3 separate regions of the Homo sapiens genome follow, and all the other regions are linked to region 3. The links are chromatin loops, found by intact Hi-C in ENCODE. Cell type or tissue: B cell. All regions are shown on one strand. Each heading gives the region's core, and the rest is flanking DNA. Links, peaks and the distances in the headings are about the cores only.

Region 1 (2,500 bases), core at 1-2,500, 570 kb before region 3:
GGCCTTAACAAATACCTTGGTTACATCAACTTTTTTGTTTGTTTGTTTTTGAGACGAAGTCTCACTGTGTCAACAGGCTGGAGTGCAGTGGCATGATCTCAGCTCACAGCAACCTCTGCCTCCCAGGTTCAAGTGATTCTCTTGCCTCAGCCTCCCAAGTAGCTGGGACTACAGGCACACACCACCATGCCCAGCTAATTTTTGTATTTTTAGTGGAGACGGGGTTTTACCATGTTGACCAGGATAGTCTCAATCTCTTGACCTTGTGATCCGCCTGCCTCAGCCTCTGAAAGTGCTGGGATTACAGGCTTGAGCCACCATGCCCGGATACATCAACATTTTAAGTGAGTGTACATTTTTGAAAAATGAATGGAATGATCTTACTCACCCACTGATTTTGCTCAGTATTTTGGGAAAGATATAATCCTCAGAGACTCTGGGCTTCTCCCAGTCTATGTGCCAAAATAAACGTAAAGAGTATGTGTAGAAATGGATAATATAAACGGGAAAGGGAGGGGCAGGAAAATTTATGATAATAAGAGCTCAAGAACGTTCTCTCTTTCCTCTGCAGATCTTTGAAATTCATAGTTTATAAATATAAATGTTTTGGGAAATTTAGTTTTACTGCTTAGTGTTTAGAATACTGTGTGGTTTTTCTTTACAAAGTGAATCTATTAACGAGCAAATTTAGTAGATAATTTAAATTATGCTAATCAGAAAACACAGCCTGGTGCTGCGGCTCATGCCTGTAATCCCAGTGACCAGGAAGGTTGAAGTGGGAGGATGGCTTCAGCCCAGGAGCTCCAGGCTGTTGAGCTATGATCACACTGCTTGCACTCCAGCCTAGGTAACAGAGCAAGACCCCAACTTTAAAAAACAAAAAACAAAAGAACACACTTTTTTGTAAATTAAAGATGGAAGTATTTTGGTCTAAATTTGTCTTTTCCCTTCCACTAGATGGCAGAATGGAGCCACTCTAGATAGTGCTACCAAGTTGGCAGCTCTTCCAACATTTTAAATGGTCAAACTGTATTTTTGTTTTGGTTCCCTCTCTCGTTTAATGAAAAAGAAAGGTAAACATTGCATATGCAAATTTCAGGACCATTTCACTTTGACTGAAAAAGCTGGAGCTGCCTTAAAGAAACTTCTTGGGCCAGGCGCCGTGGCTCACGCCTGTAATCCCAGCACTTTGGGAGGCCGAGGTGGGCGGATCACGAGGTCAGGAGATCGAGGCCATCCTGGCTAACACGGTGAAACCCCGTCTCTACTAAAAATACAAAAAATTAGCCAGGCGTGATGGTGGGCGCCTGTAGTCCCAGCTACTTGGGAGGCTGAGGCAGGAGAATGGCGTGAACCCATGAGGCGGAGGTTGCAGTGAGCCGAGATTGGGCCACTGCACTCTAGCCTGGGTGACAGAGCGAGACTCCGTCTCAAAAAATAAAAAAAAGTAAAAATACAGAAAAGAAACTTCTTGGCCGGGCGTGGTGGCTCACGCCTGTAATCCCAGCACTTTGGGAAGCCGAGGTGGGCAGATCAGGGGGTCAGGAGATCGAGACCATCCTGGCTAACACAGGGAAACCCCGTCTCTACTAAAAAAATACCAAAAATTAGCCGGGCGTGGTGGTGGGCACCTGTAGTCTCAGCTGCTTGGGAGGCTGAGGCAGGAGAATGGTGTGAACCCGGGAGGCGGAGCTTGCAGTGAGCCGAGATCTCACCACTGCACTCCAGCCTGGGCGACAGAGCGAGACTCCGTCTCGAGAAAAAAAAAAAAGAAAGAAAGAAAGAAAAAAAGAAACTTCTTATTCACTGTCTGAGGGGCTGAGTTCGGGCTTTATCCTTTAGAGAAAACTTGGCCAGTACCATTGTCCTAACATTAGTGAAACTTTACTCTGAGCCAGGTGCTGTGCTTCTCCCATCTCATTTACTCTTCATACGGAGACTAGAAGGTGTCACCTCCATTTTTTAAAACAAAAGATTAAATATTTGGCCAGGCGCAGTGGTTCACACCTGTAATCCCAACCCTTTGGGAGGCCAAGGCAGGCAGATAGCTTGAGGCCAGGAGTTCAAGACCAGCCTAGGCAACATGGCAAAACCCCATCTCTACAAAAAATTAGCCAGGCATAGTGGCACACACCCGTGGCCCCAGCTACTCAGGAGGTTGAGGTGAGAGGACCACCTGAGCCTGGGAGGCAGACGTTGCAGTGAGCGGAAATCATGCCACTGCACTCCACCTTGGGTGACAGAGAAAGACCCTGTCTCTAAATAAATAAATAAATAGTATTTAAGGCACTGAAATAAGGTAACTTATCCAAAAGGACAAAGCTGGTCTTTCTTGAACCTGGATCTGCAGGGTATCAAGCACTTCACCACCATGCTACTGCTGCTGCCTCGTGAGTGGTGAACTGCATGGCTAATTTCTGCCTAATCTGCCCCACTAGCAAACTAGGTCTCATGAAAGGAGGAGTCTCAAGATTAATCTAGGTTACTGGGCTACATCCGG
Region 2 (2,500 bases), core at 1-2,500, 100 kb after region 3:
CTGACCTCAGGTGATCTGCCCCACCTCGGCCTCCCAAAGTGCCAGGATTACAGGTGTGAGCCACTGCGCCTGGCCTTGTCCATTTACATTCGAAGGCCTCTGATGGCAGGAAACACTGTCAGGAAGCAGCACATTCTAGGATCTTGGAGAGCCCGGAAACAACTAAGACCGGAAAGCCATGCAAACCTTCCTCCTCCCTTAGGCTCACCATATTTCTTTAACTTTTAAAATATCGCAGAGACTATTTGAGACCTTCCAGATTTGTGCCTTTCTATGCATCTCCAGTTCAAATTACAGCAGACCTCAGACACTTTTCTTTTTTGTTGTTTTGTTGTTGTTGAGACAAGGTCTCACTTTGTCACCCAGGCTGGAGTACAGTGGCGAGAACACGGCTCACTGCCGCCTCGACCTCCCAGGCTCAAGCGATCCTCTCACCTCAGCCTTCCAAGTAGCTAAGGGCGCGCCTCCACGTCTAGCTAATTTTTGTATTTTTTGTAGAGACGAAGTTTCACCATGTTCCCCAGGCTGGTCTTGAACTCCTGCGCTCATGCGATCTGCCCCTCTGGGCTTCTCAAAGTGCTGGGATTACAGGCGTGAGCCACCGCGCCTGGCCCCTCAGACACCTTTCAAATGGTTTGGGAAGGGTTCACACTTCAGGTTATTGGCCATTTTACTAGGCATTATCTGAATTACACACCCTGAGAAGGCAACATTCAGGAAGAAGTCCCTCAATCTCTTGCTTCTCTTGAAGTAATAAGAATGTGTTGGTTTGCAGAAAACAGCCCCCAACAAAGTCAATCCCCAGCACTAGTGAAGTTCACATTTTTATTCTATTTTAAAGGGGAAATTACATGCTGTAATAGTTTTGTGAACTTCGAACTATCATGCAAGAGTCTAGTGTATCAATTCTCTCTGTGATCAAACAGAAAACTATGCACTAAGCTGCTGATCTTAGCACTTGGCCAGGTGCTGTCAGTGATGTGAATAGTTTTTAAGAAAATCATGGAGACTTTAGTTAATGGCCTGACTCGCCCAATTACCAAAGAAGCTTGGGTGCTAACTACAGAAACGTGGGATGACCTCTTTCTATCAGGGTTTGAAAAGGCAGGCTTAGCCACATCCAACTACCTCCTAAAATAGGATCATAACTATTTTACCTGCTAGCCCCTAATTTGAGGGTAAGGGACTGATATCTCTTTGACTGGAAATGAGGATATGATTTCATACTTCTTTCGGTTCTATAGTAATAGAATCCACAAAGCTGACCAAAATATTATGTTACCCAGGAGCCCCAGACTCCTACCCTGTCAAGACCTTTGTCAGAACCGCTGAAAAACAAGCAGGAGAGATTTGAGTTTTACTTCCTCTTCCGTGCCCTGGAGGTACTAACTAGCAAATAAATAGCTCAGCTAAAGGGATAAAAAAGAGAAGCAAGGGTCTTGTGTCATCTAAATAAAAAAAAAAAAAAAAAAAAGGCCGGGCGCGGCAGCTGGTGCCTGTAATCCCAGCACTTTGGGAGGCCGACACGGGCGGATCATGAGGTCAGGAGATCGAGACCATCCTGGCCAACATGGTGAAACCCCGTCTCTACTAAAAATAAAAAAATTAGCCAGGCATGGTGATAAGCACCTGTAGTCCCAGCTACTCAGGAGGCTGAGGCAGAAGAATCGCTTGAACCTGGGAGGTGGAGGTTGCAGTGAGCCGAGATTGCATCACTGCACTCCAGCCTGGGTGATAGAGCGAGACTCTGTCTCAAAAATAAAAAAATGTGGGGGAGGGGCTCTACCAGCGGGAAATGTAGGCACCAGCTACCATCCTCTGCTTCCAACAGAGCCATCTCCACTGCCAGCACGTAGGGCTTATCAGTCAGTACTTCCACAGTGTGTTGTACCCTGAACAGGCACTGCACTGGCTCAGAGAGTGCCGTGGTGAATAAGCTGAAGTCCTTCCCCTCATGGGCATGGGAGATCAGGAGTGAGAGAAGGCTGACCACAGGGGAACATGCCACAAACGTGTTCCACAGGGGAACAAAGAATGCTACATTGCATGCCACAGATAAGTGCTGTCCGAGTCTCCAGTCTCCAGCCTATGCCTCGCTTCCGTGCGTCCTGGGATAAACATAATGCCCACAATAAGACACACAGCACAAAATGATGTTGATGCATTCTCGGTTTTCTCCTCTGGTGACTATCAAAAAACAGAGACTCTCTCCCCTTTTAGGTCTCTGGGCTGGTGGAAGCCAACATAAGGATCATTTTCAGCTTTTAGCACCAGGTTATGCTAATTGTCCACAGTGTCTTCTGGTTCTATCCTTCCCTTCCATTTCCTGGAGCCCTTTATTTTTATTTTATTTTTTTGAGATGGAGTCTCTCTCTGTCGCACAGGCTGGAGTGCAGTGGTGCAATCTTGGCTCACCACAACCTCCGCCTCCCGGGTTCAAGTGATTCTCCTACCTCAGCCTCCCACGTAGCTGGGATTACAGGTGCCTGCCACCACCTCC
Region 3 (5,145 bases), core at 1,079-3,578:
TTCTTCTTCCCAGGTTGAACTTTTTCCGTGATACTCCAGACTTCCGTGTTTTGGCCTGTGGTGGAGATGGGACAGTTGGCTGGATTTTGGATTGCATTGGTAAGCATGGGCTGAGAGGGCGTTTGCTGCTTATTTATAGTAAGCGTATTTACAATCAGCAGAAGGCAATAAAAAAGAAAGAGACATGGAGCCATGTCTGTTCATCCTTGTATCTTCCCCTGGACCAACACTTGACTAAATATTTGCTTTGGGTGGAAAAAAAAAAAAAAAAGAAATAAGACAATCGAATGATTCCCTCCAATACGGAGGTAACAGTTTAGTTTCAGGCCTTTCCTGTAAAGCAGATCTGTCATGGCTGGGGTTTGGGCAGTGGCAGGACAGGCCAGATTTGGGGGGTGGGAGGACAGGAGTGGAATTCTGGGCAGACCCTTTGGGGTTGGTAAAGGCCAGAGAACTAAGCATAGATCATAGCCTGGGACAAATCACCTTGAGATGAACACCCGGAGCCTGAGTCCAGAAAGTGCATCTAGAAAGTACAGATCAGTGCAAGCAAAGAAGGACCACACTGAGCTGTGTCCAGTAGAGTACATCTAGATAAAAAGGCCCAGGCCAGAAGGCTGGTAGCCTGAGTTCTACCCAGCTCTACCTGGATCTGTGGGTCCTCGGACACATCAGCCCCAGTAAGTGATGGAAACTGACTGAAATTCTGGGATGGAAGCAGAGTCAAGATCTAACCCTACAGAACCCAGACAAACACTGCAAAGTGTAATATAAGGACAAGAAAGCGGCCGGGGGAGCACTGGGGAGGACAGTCATCAAAGTCAGAGACTGGGCCCTGAGCGATGAGCCCTGGGCTTTCCATTCTTCATCCCAAAAATGCTGCCTGTGCTCCATGATGTGTCAAGCTCTCCCCAAGGCACTGGAGATACAGCAGGGAATGAACGGACAAAAATTCCACTTTCATGGAGCACACCATGTAGAGGAAAGAGACAGGCAATGAACAATTAAATAAGTGAGACATAGTATGTCAGGAAGTGTTTAAAGTACAGCAGGGAAGGGGCACAGGGAGCTCAAGGCTGCAATCTAACACCTGACAGAGAAGACAACATTGGCATGGAGATCTGGAGGAGGGGTGAGTCAAGTGGATACCTGAGGAAGGGCAGTCCAGGCAGAAGGAACAGCAAAGACGAAGGCCCTGCAGTGGGAGCAGGCCAGGCTGCTGGAGGCAGGCCAGCATGGTCAAAGCAGAGTGGATTCGAGAAAAGCTACAGCGGATGAAGCAGAGGTGACGAGGGGCCAGGTGACTAGGACATATAGGGCATTCTATGGAATATGGCTTTTATACTGGGAGGGTCCCATGACATTGGATGGTTTTGAGCAAAGGAGGAACATGACAGATTAAGAGAAGAGGGCAGAAGCGGGGAGATCAGTTCGGAGGCCACTGCAGCAGTCCAAGTGAGAGATGTCCAGGGCTTGGACCACAGGAGAAACAGAGTGGTGGTGAGAAGTGGCCAGCTTCTGGATATCTTTAGAAGGTGAAGGCAATACGATTTGCTGACAGACTGTATGTGGGAGATGAGAGGACGAGGGAAGTCAAGGACAAGCCAGGACTAGACCGTGACCAGGGCAGAGAAAGCCGTGCCTCCGGGGGCTGTAAGTAGACCACCTAGCTGGGCGAGAAGGCTGCAGGACCGTACACCTGCCGCCCGCCACTCCCCCGGGCGCTTTGGTTGCCATGGACACAGCCCTGCCAAGCAGCCACCCACGCTCTCCTGTCACCTTGGGCTCTGGAGTTGTTTGTGGGAGGAGGGAGGAGTCCTCCGGGAGCCAAGGAAGGAAAAGCTGATCTGCAGAGGGTGGATGGCTGCGGTACCGGACTACTCACACGGCTCCCTCTCCACCATGAGGGAGAAGTAGGCTTTGGCGGAGAGCTTTATGCAGTTCATCCGCAGAGGACACAGGTGATAGAAGCTGCTCAAAACAGAAAGAAGGAAGATCACAGAAGGAGGAAGAAACATTAGTTTTTTTCACAGGTTAGTGACCCAAAGAGAAAAAAGCAGAAGCAAAAGGGATAACTGCGTAAGATATTCATCCGTTCACTCTCATTTCAGCACTTGTTCAGTGCTCTGCAGCGCCCCCCCATGGTCCCCTCTCTGATCTGTTCTCTCCCTACACCCATAGCGATCTTTCCTGCATGTCACTGGGTGCATGGTGTGCATAAAGCACACCAGTGGCTTCCATTATTCTTGGGATAAAGACAAAACCCTTGAAGTAATCTACAGGGCCCTGGGTGGTCCAGCTGCTGCGCACCCTTCCAGCCTTATTTCTACCTCCATCCCTCTCCATCTGGACTCAGGTCCCGGCCCATCTCTCAGACCCCTGGGCGTTCCAGTCTCCCTTGCACCTCAGGGCCTTCACACAAGTTGGCCACCCTGTCTGCAGTGCTGCCCCAGCCTTCACTCAGTCAGCTTCCACTCCAGATCTCAGCTGACATGTGGCTTACTCAGGGGAGCCTCCCCTGACACACCCACCAGCCTCAGTCACCTTCTTATACGACAGTGCTCCTCTGTTTGTTTTCCAACGTGAATGTGAAATGATGCATTATCTCCATGGATTCCTCATTATTATCTGTCTGTCCCACTGGACAGTCGGTAAGCACCATGAGAACCCAAGCCACGGCTTTTTTGCCCACTCTCAGAGCCGGAGCACCTAACACTGCATCTGCATATAGCAGGCTTCAGTCGATATGTATGAAGATGCTGTGAGAATGAGACCCAGTCCCCCTCGGGGAGGTTACAATACATTCAGGGAACAAACAAGGAGATAATTACAAGAGAGTACAAAGAGATCATTTCTGGTGCTAAGGAAATATTCTGACGAGGCACCAGGTCCAGGCTGGGGCAACTAGGGAGGGTCTCCCAAAGGCAGCTTCTGAGCTGAGCCACAGAGAGCTTTGTGCTTTAAGGAAGTGAAAACACTTGAGAACGGTTGACATGTTGCGTGGGAGGCAGGATGTGCAGAAGGATGAGGCTAGGGAGAAAGGCAGAGCCTGCTTCCTGGGCCTACTGTGGTAGGCTATGGGGCCATGAGGAGCCACACAGCCCCATCCCAGAAGTGAAAGCAGTGAGCCAGTGCGAGGGACTGTGGTTCATGGACTTCCCTTCTTGGTGAAAGTGTGGGTGACACACTAGGAGGGTGGAACTGGAGGCGGAGAGAGCCGAGAGGAGGCTGTTGCAGCGATACCAGTGGGAAGGAATCATACCTGCACTCAGGCATCACCATGGGGATAGAGAGAAGAGATTGCTTGGAGATCTAGTAAGGAGACAACACATAGAATGTGATATGTGAATGGATGTGTGAGGGAAAAGGAAAAACCTAGGGCGGCATACAGCTTTCTAGCCTAAACACCATAACAACAGTTGACCTGCCGAGGTGGGGACACAGAAGAAGGGGCAGACACAGGAAACAAGAGCCTTCTAGGCAAAGGGAGCAGGCTGTGCAAAGGCAGGGAGGCAGTGCTCTGAACACATGTTCTGAGGACAACGAGAGGGGCCATTGCATTGTTTTGCTCTCTATCTCAAGCCTTCCAGTGGCCATCTCAGTCCTGGGTCTTGCCTGCGCTCAGCCATTTCTGATATAGGTCAGACAACCTGGAGGACCTATGAGCTCCCAGTTTGCCAGGACAACCCTAGCTTGAGCCTTCCCTGCTGATTCCTGCATCTCTCCTCACGCCGCAATCACATTGCTCACATCCAGGGGCACCATGCGTGCTGAGGTCTCATGGAAATACCCACCCACCCCCAAGACTGATGGATGCCTGTGCCCTCTTCAGCTCTCCCAGCCTAGACAATATGCCACGGTAGATCTGAGGCCAGATGAAAACATGTTCTATTGTGCTTTCTCTGATGGTTCTGTCTGATGTCCTTCACAACTGTCAGAAGAGGAATAATTAGGAATCTGTGTCATTGCAATTCTGAGAGGTGGTGGAAGTGACAAACTGGTTGTGGGGGCCAAATAACACCTGGAGGTTTTGTTCATTTAGCTAATGTTAGTTTTTAAACTTTTAAACTCGAGTGGTGAACAGTTGAAGGTGAGCATCTTCAGCTTGTCCAATGTCCCACTATTCCCTAGTGTCCTAGCCCCACCTGTTTTACTAATCTGTATACCTGCCTGGCCCCTGAAGAGAGGAGGGGAATGGACTTGGAGCCATAGAGATCTGGGTTTGAATCCTGGCTCTGGAATTACTTTCCCTGTCTGCCATTCAAGTATTGACCAGGCCTAGCTGCTGCAGTCAGATGAGATTGAGCGTGTTCAGGGTAGAATGGTTGTAGACTACTTTCCCTCTGTCAATCTCAGTTTCTTCAGCTACTTGAAGGAGGATAATCCCTTACAAAGTTAGGCTGAGGAATAAATGGAGTAAGTGCTGATTATCATTAAGGATTAAAAACATGCAACTTAATGTTTTGGGGTGTATGCTGCCACCCCAAAGGACAGATTTAGGATGAAATTTGAATAAACATATGCAAGTTGCAGGGATACAGATTTAGCTCAATATAAAATACAAATGGACAGATTTAACTCAATTAGTGGTGGTTAACACGCTGCAGATGGGATAGATGGCTTTAGGAAGTAGTGTGTTTCCCATCAGGGTGGTATTCAAACAAAGAATGCTATGGAGGGGTTCAAGCATCAGATCAGGGATAAAAAGACAACTCAAACATTCTACAGTCCCATGGCATATGGTTCTCTGTTCCTCTGTGTGTCTTGCAGATAAGGCCAACTTTGCAAAGCATCCACCAGTGGCTGTCCTGCCTCTTGGAACAGGAAATGACCTTGCCCGTTGTCTCCGCTGGGGAGGAGGTGAGTTTGCATGCTAATGGTGGTACCCTGGGAACAGGTGTTCCTGTTTACAGAGATGCTCTACAGAGCTAGGCTGAACTTACCCTTTTATGGATCACATTCCGCAGCATAATACTCAACTCTGCAGTCATGTCAAGTCCATGACCCTTTCTCTGCCCTCCATCCCATGCTGAATCTAGAATAGAAGCCCCTCTTCTGGGCTCTGGGAGCTTTTTCTCCCTCAGCCCCGAGTTTACTATCATCCTGAAACCATCAACTTAGAGCCTGCTTTCCCCAGTAGAAAGC

The links. A loop is a pair of places that touch in the nucleus more often than their neighbours do. Peaks named below come from ENCODE experiments on the same cell type or tissue, not always from the same donor. Only the 100,000 strongest peaks of a DNase experiment are listed, where the experiment ranks them.
Region 1: a loop joins it to region 3, with 8 times the contacts of the local background. A loop is called at or near these places in 13 of 110 quality-filtered maps.
Region 2: it touches region 3 in a loop (10-fold over the local background); 3 of 110 quality-filtered maps call a loop at or near these places.

The regions. Positions count from the first base shown.
Region 1 is chr3:186,820,092-186,822,591 of GRCh38, reverse strand. The region is part of intron 3 of LINC02043 (long intergenic non-protein coding RNA 2043); the gene reads left to right. Among named protein-coding and RNA genes, the nearest start is that of LINC02043, 4.2 kb to the left of the region's middle. In B cell, for the core only: a CTCF peak has its summit at 957 (motif pointing right); a DNase peak (open chromatin) is centred at 961.
Region 2 is chr3:186,151,936-186,154,435 of GRCh38, reverse strand. All of the region lies in intron 24 of DGKG (diacylglycerol kinase gamma), which reads left to right. Among named protein-coding and RNA genes, the nearest start is that of ETV5, 44 kb to the right of the region's middle. In B cell, for the core only: no CTCF peak of the experiment used is centred there; DNase peaks (open chromatin) are centred at 1,315 and 1,895; H3K4me3 peaks cover 885 bases; H3K27ac peaks cover 1,847 bases.
Region 3 is chr3:186,252,808-186,257,952 of GRCh38, reverse strand. It overlaps DGKG (diacylglycerol kinase gamma), which reads left to right. Exons shown (of 25, transcript NM_001346.3): 17 at 14-99; 18 at 4,771-4,860. Among named protein-coding and RNA genes, the nearest start is that of DGKG, 110 kb to the left of the region's middle. RefSeq lists a silencer at 1,717-1,796 and enhancers at 2,377-2,426, 2,457-2,746, 2,847-2,906. In B cell, for the core only: a CTCF peak has its summit at 2,157; DNase peaks (open chromatin) are centred at 2,042, 2,532 and 3,012; H3K4me3 peaks cover 1,927 bases; H3K27ac peaks cover 2,488 bases.